Linked DNA regions of Homo sapiens: region 1 is linked to region 2. A link is a contact called in ENCODE Hi-C data. All regions are on one chromosome and are shown on one strand. The core of a region is the stretch at or near the end of the contact, and the rest is flanking DNA. Distances in the headings are between cores, read along the strand shown. Region 1 holds the start of LINC03011 (long intergenic non-protein coding RNA 3011). Region 2 holds the start of ZNF92 (zinc finger protein 92).

Region 1 (5,635 bases), core at 1,470-3,969, 1.1 Mb after region 2:
CCCACATCATAATCCCTGGAACCAGTGAACATGACCTTATATGGCAAAAGGGGCTTTGCAAGTATAATGAAGTTAAGAGTCTTTGGCCAGCTTGTCCCCACAGGGTTTATGTACTCACCTGGATCCTTATAAGAGCAGAGCAGGTGATGGAGAGCGGTGGGAGGTGTAGTGATGAAAGCAGGAAACGCGAGTCATTCGAGAAGGGCAGCACAAGCTGAGGAGTACAGGCCGCCTCCAGGGCCAGGAAACGGATTCTCCCGCAGAGCCTGGAAAGGCACTGACCCTGCTCCCACCTTGACTCAGTGGGACTGACTTTAGAATTCTGGCCTTCAGAAATGTAAAGGAATACCTCTATGCTGTTTTAAGCCACTAAGTGTGTGGTAATTTATTGCGGCAGCAACGGGGAACTAGTATTGTAGTGAAGCCTCAATACCCACCTGAAGGGGCCAGGCGCAGTGGCTCACGCCTGTAATCCCAGCACTTTGGGAAGCCGAGGTGGGCAGATTACTTCAAGTCAGGAGTTCCAGACCAGCCTGGCCAACATGGTGAAACCCCGTCTCTACAAAAATTAGACAGGTGTGGTGGCGCATGCCTGCAATCTCAGCTACTCAGGAAGCTGAAACATGGGAATCACTTGAACCCGGCAGGGGGCGGGGGAGGGGGTGAAGGTTGAAGTGAGCCAAGATCATGCCACTGCACTCCAGTCTGGGAGACAGAGTGAAACTGTGTCTCAAAAAAAAAAAAAAAAAAAAAGGAAAAAAGAAAATGGCTTTGGCAGAGGGGCTGGCCAGGCAGTGCCTTCCCTTGGGTTTCTCCTGGGTAGGCCTCTGCCATGAGGAGGCGCTTCCTTCTGCCTGTCCATGGCCCACAGCAAAGGAATGTCTGCTTCTGGGGGTTGGATGGGGGACTGCTGGCAGAACTGGAAACCTTCTTCAGGTGGGTTTTTTTTTTTTTTTTGAGACGGAGTCTCACTCTGTCACCCAGGCTGGAGGGCAGTGACACAATCTCAGCTCACTGCAACCTCTACCTCCCCAGTTCAAACGATTCTCCTGCCTCAACCTCCCGAGTAGCTGGGATTACAGGAGCATAGCATACCTAGCTAATTTTTGTATTTTTAGTAGAGACAGGGTTTTGCCATGTTGCCCAGGCGGGACTCGAACTCCTGGCCTCAAGTGATCCACCTGTCTCAGCCTCCCAAAGTGTTGGGATTACAGGCATGAGCCACCGCCCCCAGCACTCGTCAAGGTCTTTGATGGCAGGTTTTTCCAGGTGATCAGTCCTTGTCTGGTCTGGCTCTGTCCCACTCTCCCTCTCACCAAGTTCGAACCCCTAGCTAGTTTTCAGAGGAGTAGAGTGTGTACCCCAATCCCAACTGGGTATGGTTCAGATCTGCATTTAACTCATGAAGCCTGGCTGCTCCGCAGGTCCTGGAGAAAAAAAGAGTCTCGCTGCAGGTATGATACAGGACAGGCTTGTCCCCAGGACCCGCCTGTCCCCAGGAAGAGGGAAGCCCAATGTCCCACCAGGTTGGCAGGGCTGGGGAAGGGAAAGTGTTATAGTAGCCCCAAGACTAAAAAGAGGCAGCAGAGGGAGCAGGACAGTGCTCCCATGGAACTCAAGCCGCTGCCTGAGTGAGGTGAGGGAAGAGTGCACCCACTGACATCAGGGGGCAGAGAGGTGCGGTTCCAGCGCGGCTTTTCCCCTTGCGTCTTGCCATGTGACTCTGATCCCCTCCAGGTGAGCCTGCCCACTTTGGGCCCAGGGTTGCCGCTGGGGCCTGTACCCAAAAGCAGCCCCCCATGGCCATGACCCCACTCCCAGGAGTGGGGCAGAGCAGGGAGGAGTCCTGGAAAGAGGAGACGCAGGGACAAGAAGGAATGGGCCTCAAACTCCAGGAGGGGGACCTTCTCATGGGTCCTGTTTTCTGGTCTCTCCTCGCTTACCCCTGGGCTGATCACCCTGGGAAGAACTGAGCCAAGGTTTCTCACCCTCAGGTCCAAGGGGTTCAATTACCGGGCCCTTAGGGAGATGCGAGCCCCCTAAAACGATGCAAAGTTCCTGGCCTAATTTTTATATTTTTAGTAGACATGGGGTTTCACCCATGTCTACTGATCGGAATGCCTCGAGCACACAAAATGTTGGAATTTACAGGCGTGAGCCAACGTGCCCGGCCAGCCCTATTTATTTCAGCCTATACATTTTGCACTTGTTAAAAGTATTTGAACATACAATTATCATGTTTTCTTTAAGCAGTCCCTCCCTGTTGTACACTTGGATAGTTTATTTTTTTAGACAAGGTTTACCTCCGTCTCGCAGGATGGAGTGCTGTGATGGGATCATAGCTCATTGCAGCCTTGAACCTTGGGGTTCAAGTATCTGGGAAGCTGAGGTGGGACTACAGAGATGGGGTCGCGCCATGTTGCCCAGGCAGCTCTTTAACTCCTGGCCTGAACGGATCCTTCCGCCTCGGCCGAGCCTGGACATAGTTTTCTAGTTTTGACCCACAGAAACACTGTGCTGGGTCGGAGTTTGTCAACCACCCTTCTCCAGCCAGCAACACACAGAACATGGCGGGGAAGTCGCGGTTACCAGGCTCCACTCCGAGGAAAAACCAGCGCAGCTCCAGGCACTGTAGCGCCACTGTGACGTCGCCGAAGGCCGGCGCTATTACGACGCCGGAAGGCCCGCGCCTGTGACGTCAGCTGAGGCGCGCCCCTGTGATATCTCACAGGCCCGCCCCTTCTGTAGAACCAATCGGAACTCGAGGCGCAGCGGCTGGGTATTCCAGGAGAGCGCATGCGCAGACGCATGGCCACAGACTGCCGGTCAGTGTCAGCAGGCGGTGGGTTAGGGTCCGCAGGCCCAGACCAGGCCGCCGACACCAATAAGCTACAAGGAGGAGCTTTACCGCTGCCTGTACTACTACTGCCTGCGCTACTTCCCAGCCTGCGGCGTAGGGCGCAGCAAGGGCCTGACGCTTAGCGAGCAGGCGCTGCGCACCAAGCGGCTGTCGCCTGGAGGGCACGTTCAGGCAGAAGCTCCTCAGTGGCCACAAGTCCGCTAGCTCCGGCTACAGCCCTTGCCGCACACTCGCGTCACCTGAGCCTGTGTAGGTGCGCCCCCCAACTCCTCCCCCAGCCAGGTCCCGGGGACGCCGGCAGCGTCCCCCACCCCTGGCGCCGCTCATCCTGGGCAGGATCGGCCCCGTCTGAGGCTGCACCGCATTAGGGAGCTGCACCCCTCGGCTTGACCTCTGATGGCCGTTGCAACAACATCAAAGCCTTTGGAACTTTGTAGGGGGTACGAGGGGCTAGGAAACCAAGAAAACATCTTTTTAAAAATATAAGCGATCGGGCCGGGCGCGGTGGCTCACGCCTGTAATCCCAGCACTTTGGGAGGCCGAGACAGGTGGATCACGAGGTCGGGAATTCAAGACCATCCTGGCCAGCATGGTGAATCCCGTCTCTACTAAAAATGCAAAAATTAGCCGGGCGTGGTGGCGGGCACATGTAATACCAGCTATTCGGGAGGTTGAGGCAGAGGCAGACAATTGCTTGAACCCGGGAGGCAGAGGCTGCAGTTAGCCGAGATCGTGCCACTGCACTCTAGCCTGGGCGACAGACCAAGACTCCGTCTAAAAAATAAAAAACTATATATATGTGTGTGTATATATATATATATATATGCGATGGAGCCCGGGAGGTTGAGGTTACTGTGAGCCGAGATTACACCACTGCACTTCAGCCTGGGTGACAGAGGGAGACCCTGTCTCTAAAAAAAAAATATATGCAAGTGAGAGCTTTTCTTCCAGTGCTCATGCTCAGACTGAAGAAAGTTATTGGGCCGGCCCAGTGGCTCACACCCGTAATCCCAGCACTTTGGGAGGCCTAGGTGGGCGGATCCCTTGAGCTCAGGCGTTCCAGACTAGCTTGGGCAACATGGTGAAATTCGGTCTCTACAAAAATACAAAAAATTATCTGGGCGTCGTGGTGGGCGCCTGTAGTCCCAGCTACTCAGGAGGCTGAGGCAGGAGAGTGGTGTGAACCCGGGAGGCGGAGCTTGCAGTGAGCGGAGATCGCTCCACTGCACTCCAGCCTGGGCCACAGAGCGAGACTCCATCACACACACACACAAAAAATTAGCTGGGCATGGTGGCACGGGCTTGTAGTCCCCTCTGCTTGCGGGGCTGAGGCGGGAGGATCGCTTGAGCCCAGGAGGTGGAGGCTGCAGTGAGCGGTGATCTCGCCACTGCACTCCAGCCTGGTCGACAGAGTGAGACACTGTGTCAAAAAAAGAAAAAAGAGAAAGTAACTGATCTGTGTTTTTGTCTGATTTCCTACAGGATGCCGAAGGACCTGTTCAAAGTATTTTCTGTAACTCCAACTGTAACTTGGTTCTAGGAGGAGAGAATCCATGTTTGGTCAACAGAACTTTTCGCCGCCACTTAAGTTTACTGCTTCAATATCTTTTCCTTACTAATTGATTGTTAATTAAGTAGTGTCCAAGTGAGTTAGCCTTTTTAGGGTTGATTAATTAAAAGAGCAGCAAGAATGGCATTTTAACTCTTCTGGTTTTTGGGGTTTTTTTTTCAGTTACTATGATAACTCTTTTCAAGTCCACAAATGATTTGTTCTTAGCTGTAAAGAAGAGGTCAGAAATGTAAGTGGGGAGAGAACAAAGATAGGAATATGTGTAAGATTTCTACCTAAATGTTGGCAGGGCACGGTAGCTTATGTCTGTAATCCCAGCACTTTGGGAGACCTAGGTGGTCGATCGCCTGGAGTCAGAAGTTCGAGACCAGCCTGGCAAACATGGCAAAACCCCATCTCTACTAAAAATACAAAAATTAGATGGGCGTGGTGGTGGGCGCCTTTAGTCCCAGCTACTTGGGAGGCTGAGGCAGGAGAATCGCTTGAACCTGTGAGGCCAATGTTGCGGTGAGCCAAGATCATGCCACTGCGCTACAGCCTGGGCAACAAAGCAAGACTCCATCTAAAAAAAAGACTTCTACCTAAATGTCACAGACTACTCTGAAGGTTAATATTTGGTATTGTGATGTATATTGCACAGTGTGTCAACCTCAAATAATCAAAAGGGTCAGAATCTAAAGGGAGTTTATTCATGCACAGAGTTTAAGGAGAGCCACCTGGGAAGCGCAGGTACCCAAGGGTGGAAGACAGTGTTCCAAGGCTTAGAAGTTTGGGATCACTTGCATAGACAAAGTTTAGGGAAGTTTAGCAGAATTTCAGCATCTCTCCGTTTAAGGCTTAATACGTAGTTAAAACAATCTGATTGGTTCAGGTGGTCTTTCTTTGACTCTGTCACCCAGGCTGAGTGCAGTGGTGCAATCGCAACTCATTACAGCCTCAGCCTCCTGGCTCAAGTGATCCTCCCACCTCAGCATCCCTAGTAGCTGGGACTACAGGCGTGCACCAACACACCTGACTAATTTTTGTATTTTTTGTAGAGACAGGGTTTCACCACATTGCCCAGGCCAGTCTCAAATTCCTGGGCTTAAGCAGTCCACTCACCTCAGCCTCCCAAAGTACCGGGATTACAGGCATGAGTGACGGCGCCCAGACTAGGTGGTCTTTTTTCCGGGAAAGGTGTATTTTACCTTCTACACTGAAGATGT
Region 2 (5,561 bases), core at 2,489-4,988:
GTTTTGTTTTTCATGTGTAAACAGTAGATTTCAACACAAGGAGGTCCTCTTACTGTAAGCCTTTAAAAAAATAACCTGAAGGCTTTATTTCCACTTTACGAAACCCACAGTTCTGTTACTTCACAGTGGGATTTGAAACTAAATAAGTACATTTTTAATGGTGACAGACTGATATCAGTGTCTAAAGTTTTGGTCTACATCTGAAAATTGAGAAGGTAACCAAAAGGGAAAAATTGTTAAATTAATTATAGCCTAAACCTGCCCCCTTTCCTGTATAAGTTTGGTCAATAGGTATTTTTCAAGATAGTAAACTGAAACCTAACTAGATATGTAAGTAGACTGTAACACATTCTTGTACCAACCACTGTGTTTTTGCCAATAAAAAAGTTAACTGTTCAAACAATGTTCAAATAAGGCAAATCCCAAGCTGTAATCAATCCGGCTGTTTCAGTACCTCACTTTCATTTTCTGTGTGTCACTTTGCTTTTTTTGTCCATAAATCTTTTTCTACCAGGTGGCTGTGCTGAAGTCTCTCTGAGCCTACTCTGGATCCACAGGCTACCTGATTTGCAAATTATTTTTTGCTCAATTAAACTCTGATAAATTTAATATCTCTAAAGTTGGTTGTTTTTAAGTTTTCAAATTTTTTACAATAAAAAATAATGTGTTGGGCTTTGATTTTCTAAACTCATCCCTCAGCGATTTTCCCAGATTATTCTACGTTCTTTCAAAATGCTTCTGCAATTTCTTTTTTTAAAAAAATTTTCGAGATAGGGTCTCACTGTATCACCCAGACTAGAGTGCAGTGGTGTAACCACTTATGGCTGACTGCAGCCTTGACCTTCCGTGCTCAAGCAATCCTCCTGCTCCAGCTCCCCGAGTAGCTGGGACTACAGGCATGCACCATTATGCCATTATGCCTGGCTAATTTTTTTAACTTTTTTCATGAAGACAGGATCTTACTATGTTGCCCAGGCTGCACTTGAACTCCTGAGCTCAAGTGATTCTCCCATCTCAGCCTCCCAAACTGCCAAAATTACAGACGTGAGCCACCGTGTGCATCTGCAGTTCTTGAGAGTATTAGCAATAATTAAACAGTACTATATGGGCATAAATTTGAAAGAATCTGGCATCTATTCTAGAAGGGTCACTCGCCAGGATTTCAAGGGTCTAAGGCAGTTACTTTGGTAGTGTTATTTATGGAGGTGCATTGGCTTTGGGGTCAGACAGAGTTGATCCTGAATCTCAGCCCAGCCACTTAGTAGATGTGGGTCTTTGGACAAGTTTCCTGATGTACAAGAGTTCTATAAACCACATATGCAAAAAAAGGTAGAATGATACTGATTGCAAAAATGGTAGCAATTTTTTATCCCTTCTATGTCCACGCCCGTTGCCAGGGATTTTTACAGCTGTTCCCATTGAGATCCAGAATCTGTTTTCCGAAACCTAGATCTGGCTGGCCTTGTTTGCTCAAGGCAGTAAAAACATGTGACCATGATAGCGTGCCAGTTTGGGGCTTAGCAGTCTTGAATGCTTCTGTTTTTCTTTCACAATGCTGCCATCTCTGTGAAAAAAAGCCCATGCTAGGCAGCTGGAGGATGACATACCATGGGGAGGAGAAGCAAGGTGTCCCTGTTGACAGCTCCAGAAGCGCACATCCAGAAGCACAGCTGCCTAGTTAACAAGCAGCTGATAACACATGTCTGAAGGAGCTCAGCTGAGATCAGAAGAATTGCTCCACTGAGCCCAGCTTAAATGACTGACCATCTCAATTGTGAGCTAAGAAGCCTTAGCTGGGTTGGGCGCAGTGGCTCACGCCTGTAATCCCAGCACTTTGGGAGGCCGGGGTGGGCGGATTACCTGAGGTCAGCAGTTTGAGACCAGCCTGACCAACAAGGAGAAACCCCATCTCTACTAAAAATACAAAATTAGCCAGGCGTGGTGGCGCATACCTGTAATCTCAGCTACTCAGGAGGCTGAGGCAGGAGAATCACTTGAACCCAGGAGGCGGAGGTTGCGGTGAGCTGAGATCGTGCCATTGCACTCTAGTTTGGGCAACAAGAGCGAAACTCTGTATTTAAAAAAAAAAAAAAGCCTTGGTTGGTTTGTTATGCTGCAATACCTAACTAATACGTGCACACAGTGCAGATAGGATGCCAGGATTTAATGACAGGTTGATTACTGGTTGTTATAGTTACCTTCCAACAGTTGGCACCCTAAAAGTGCTGATTTTTTTTTCTGCTCTAAAGTTGGATGTTTTGTAAGATAATATTGAGTAATGCAGAAAAATATGTAGGCATGTTTGCATGGGATTGGTACTTGTACTCACACAATCCCCACGCCACAGGAGAAAACAGATAAACACACTCTGGCCACTAGGGCCAGGCCAAATAGCAAAATAAGTTTACCTTTAATCTGTTTTCTCTATACTTAAACACTGGAAGTGATGACTGTGGAGAGATCTGAAGACATAGCGTTTAATCTCCTGTGGCCCCATCATCTTTTGGTTACTGTCTGATCTCTGGAAGAAAGGTGGGCAACAGGTGGCCAGCAGTGGTGTACCTGTGGTTATTTTATTCTTGCTGCCCTCTGCTCTTTCTATGGTGACTATCTTGTTCCACCCTCAAAACTGTAGAAAGATGTTGGTAAAGAGAGGCTGTCCCCTCACTTCTGGCAGAAAAGGGGTGTTCAGACCCTTCACCCTCCTGATGTCAGGGCTGCATTTCAATGTGGCAGCTATTGGCCATGTGTAGCTACTGGCTGCCTGGAATGTGGCTGGTCTGAATTGCAATGTGCTAGAAAGGTAAAATAGAGTTAATTTCAAAGATTCAGTTCCAAATAAATATATATACTTTATTAATAATTACATATCACTCACATATTAGAATAAGGTTTTAGATATATTGGGTTAAATTGTTACAATCAATTTCACCTGTTTCTTGTTTCTTTTTAAAGTTTGGCTGCTAAAAAATGTACAATTCACGTGTCGCCCACATTTTATTTTAGAGGATTGCCTTCTTTTTAAAATTTCAGGCTGCCTGCTTAAAAAAACAGAAGTTGGCCGGGCTCTGTGGCTCACACCTGTAATCCCAGCACTTTGGGAGACCGAGGCGGGCGGATCACAAGATCAAGAGATCAAGACCATCCTGGCCAACATGGTGAAACCCCGTCTCTACTAAAAATACAAAAATTAGCTGGGTGTGGTGGCGTGCGCCTGTAGTCCCAGTTCCTCGGGAGGCTGAGACAGGAGAATCGCTTGAACCTGGGAGGCGGAGGTTGCAGCGAGTTGAGCTCGTGCCACTGCACTCCAGCCTGGCGACAGAGCTAGACTCTGTCTCAAAAAACAAAAACCAAAAACAAAACAAAACAACAAAACCAGAAGCCAGGAAGGTCATAAAATCTGAAAATTTTGAATAATTGGTATTATATTCTTTGCATTTGTGAATAGACATATAATATACTATTTATAAATGCATATGGCCTTATTCACAAGGTTAAATGCAAATACTGTCTGGGGTGGGCCTGACTCAGCTCAGGGAGGAAGCCCCGTCTGAAAAGGCTGCAGCTTAGGCTGTCACTCTTCCTTCAGTCCAGCATCTGATCACATCTCCCGTCACTCAGGGCCCGAAGGGGCGGGGCCTTAAACGTTATCCAATCAGGAACGCTGGGCTGGGAACCATCCAATCAGGCACGCAACTGGAGCGGACAGCACAGCTTCCGGGATTTGGCGGGGCCTTTGTCTCTCGCTGCAGCCGGCGCTCCACGTCTAGTCTTCACTGCTCTGCGTCCTGTGCTGATAAAGGCTCGCCGCTGTGACCCTGTTACCTGCAAGAACTTGGAGGTTCACAGCTAAGACGCCAGGACCCCCTGGAAGCCTAGAAATGGTGAGCCTGCTGGGTCCCACATCCCGAGAGAGGGGGAGGGTCTGGCTGGAACCGATTGGAAGTGGCTGTGGCGGGCCTCGGGCCTTCCCGCAGTCGGCTCCGAGATCCGCGGCCCGAGTTCTCCTTGGCGCAGCTCGGCCCTCAGTCTCCTTCAGCCATAAGATGGCGGCTGGGCTGACAGCCGGGACCCCGGGCGTCCTGTCTCCTCCCTGCGCAGTGACTGTGCTTTGGCCTGGAGCCCTCCCTGGGCAGCTCTGCACCCGCAGCGTCGCATCTCTCGCCGAGTGTGCAGGGACGACGGGAGAATAGTAAAGAGAAGAATCCTGACTCGGGGTGCGGGGTTTATGAATGGGAAGAGCTTTGGTCCGTGTGGTTCTCAGGTCCTCTTTTTTCCTATTAAAAATTTATGGGAGTCAAGGTAAAAATATTGAAGAATTTAATCAAAGAGCGATTCAGGAATTTTAGAGCACCCAGCTATGATTTGTAGTTTGTGGTCCGTGGGAGGGGCTTGAAGGAAACACTTTTATAAGATGCATAATGAAAAAAAACAAGTTTAATAATTGGTTAGGTACAGTTACGTCGTTTTTTAATTTGTATGATTAAGGTAGAAATTTCCTGGTCATGTAATCAGAGATTGTCAGTTTATAGTTGGTTAAGCCTGAATTTTGTTCCCTCGGTGTTATTTACCCTCCCCTCCCCCCGCCAAAAATGCATTTGAATTATATTTTTTTTAAAGTAGGAACCCAGGGACTAGAGCCACCTCAATCTAATTGCCTGCCACTTAATTATTTTCACATCCACAGGGGACTGATTTTCCCCTGCAGTTTTCACATGTGTCCCAAGCAGGGTCTCAAGTCTACCCCCCATCCCTCATTCCTCCAGCTTAATTCTGGCTTGCAGTAAAATACTAAATTTCCAGTTCCTTCTGACATTCCCAAATGCCAACTTACCCTCCCTAATTCGCATTAGCAAGTGTGTTTCCTTTAGTGTACATTTTCGATGGCATATTTTAATTAATCATTTTTGGCAAAGCATTGGATGGCACGTTTTAAAAGATTTGTTTCCTGTTTGTAAATATTTCCTATGAGAAGAAAGCAAAGAATAATCCCCTAACATTGTATTGTAAATCTCTGTGCCTCTTTTCTTTTTATCTTCCTTAGGCACAGAGATCTTATCAGAATGTTTTTGGGTCATGGTTGCTTTCCCTTTGGAAACTTTATGGGGTGATGTGTTCTCAGCCACCCTTCAGTTCTTTTTCTGGTCCTGGGTTTTAGTACTGTCTGGGGCAAGATACCTACCATGGCAATGTCGCTAGAGTGTCTAGTAAATATCAGCTCCTGGGTCATTTTCTCTCGTAGAATAACCTGAAGTATGGAATGTAGCTTCTCAAGGGAGCAGGTGGATGCCCTGGGGCTGAGAAGCATCTCCTGGGCTACTCTTCCTTTGAAAAGCTTACCCCTTGAGATATTAAGATTGTCTTCACTCAACCCAGCTTTCATTTCTTGGAGAAACATTGCTGGTCAGCCAATCAGATGCTGGTACTGGGAGGAAAACACCAAAATTATTTCTGTCCCCAGGATTCTCTAAGATTTGTGGAAAAAAAAAAAGTATTCCAAAAGATACAACAAAACCTGACCTGGAGATCGAGACCATCCTGGCCAATATGGTGAAAGCCGG

Evidence for each region. Hi-C counts contacts between places; a loop is a spot of excess contacts on that map. Pooled maps may share reads with other maps.
Region 1: a loop to region 2 is called in a map of CD8-positive, alpha-beta T cell, with 5 times the contacts of the local background. The contact joins the promoter of LINC03011 here to the promoter of ZNF92 in region 2. A Hi-C loop is called at or near these places in 2 of 168 maps with a recorded cell type or tissue (CD8-positive, alpha-beta T cell and naive thymus-derived CD4-positive, alpha-beta T cell) and 11 of 50 pooled maps.

What each region holds. Positions count from the first base shown.
Region 1 is chr7:66,490,913-66,496,547 of GRCh38, forward strand. It overlaps LINC03011 (long intergenic non-protein coding RNA 3011), which reads left to right and starts at 2,720. Exons shown (of 2, transcript NR_134573.1): 1 at 2,720-2,825; 2 at 4,343-4,562. RefSeq lists enhancers at 309-914, 2,409-2,618.
Region 2 is chr7:65,370,117-65,375,677 of GRCh38, forward strand. It overlaps ZNF92 (zinc finger protein 92), which reads left to right and starts at 3,739. Exons shown (of 4, transcript NM_152626.4): 1 at 3,739-3,884. The coding sequence starts at 3,882. RefSeq lists a silencer at 3,604-3,874 and an enhancer at 3,770-4,169.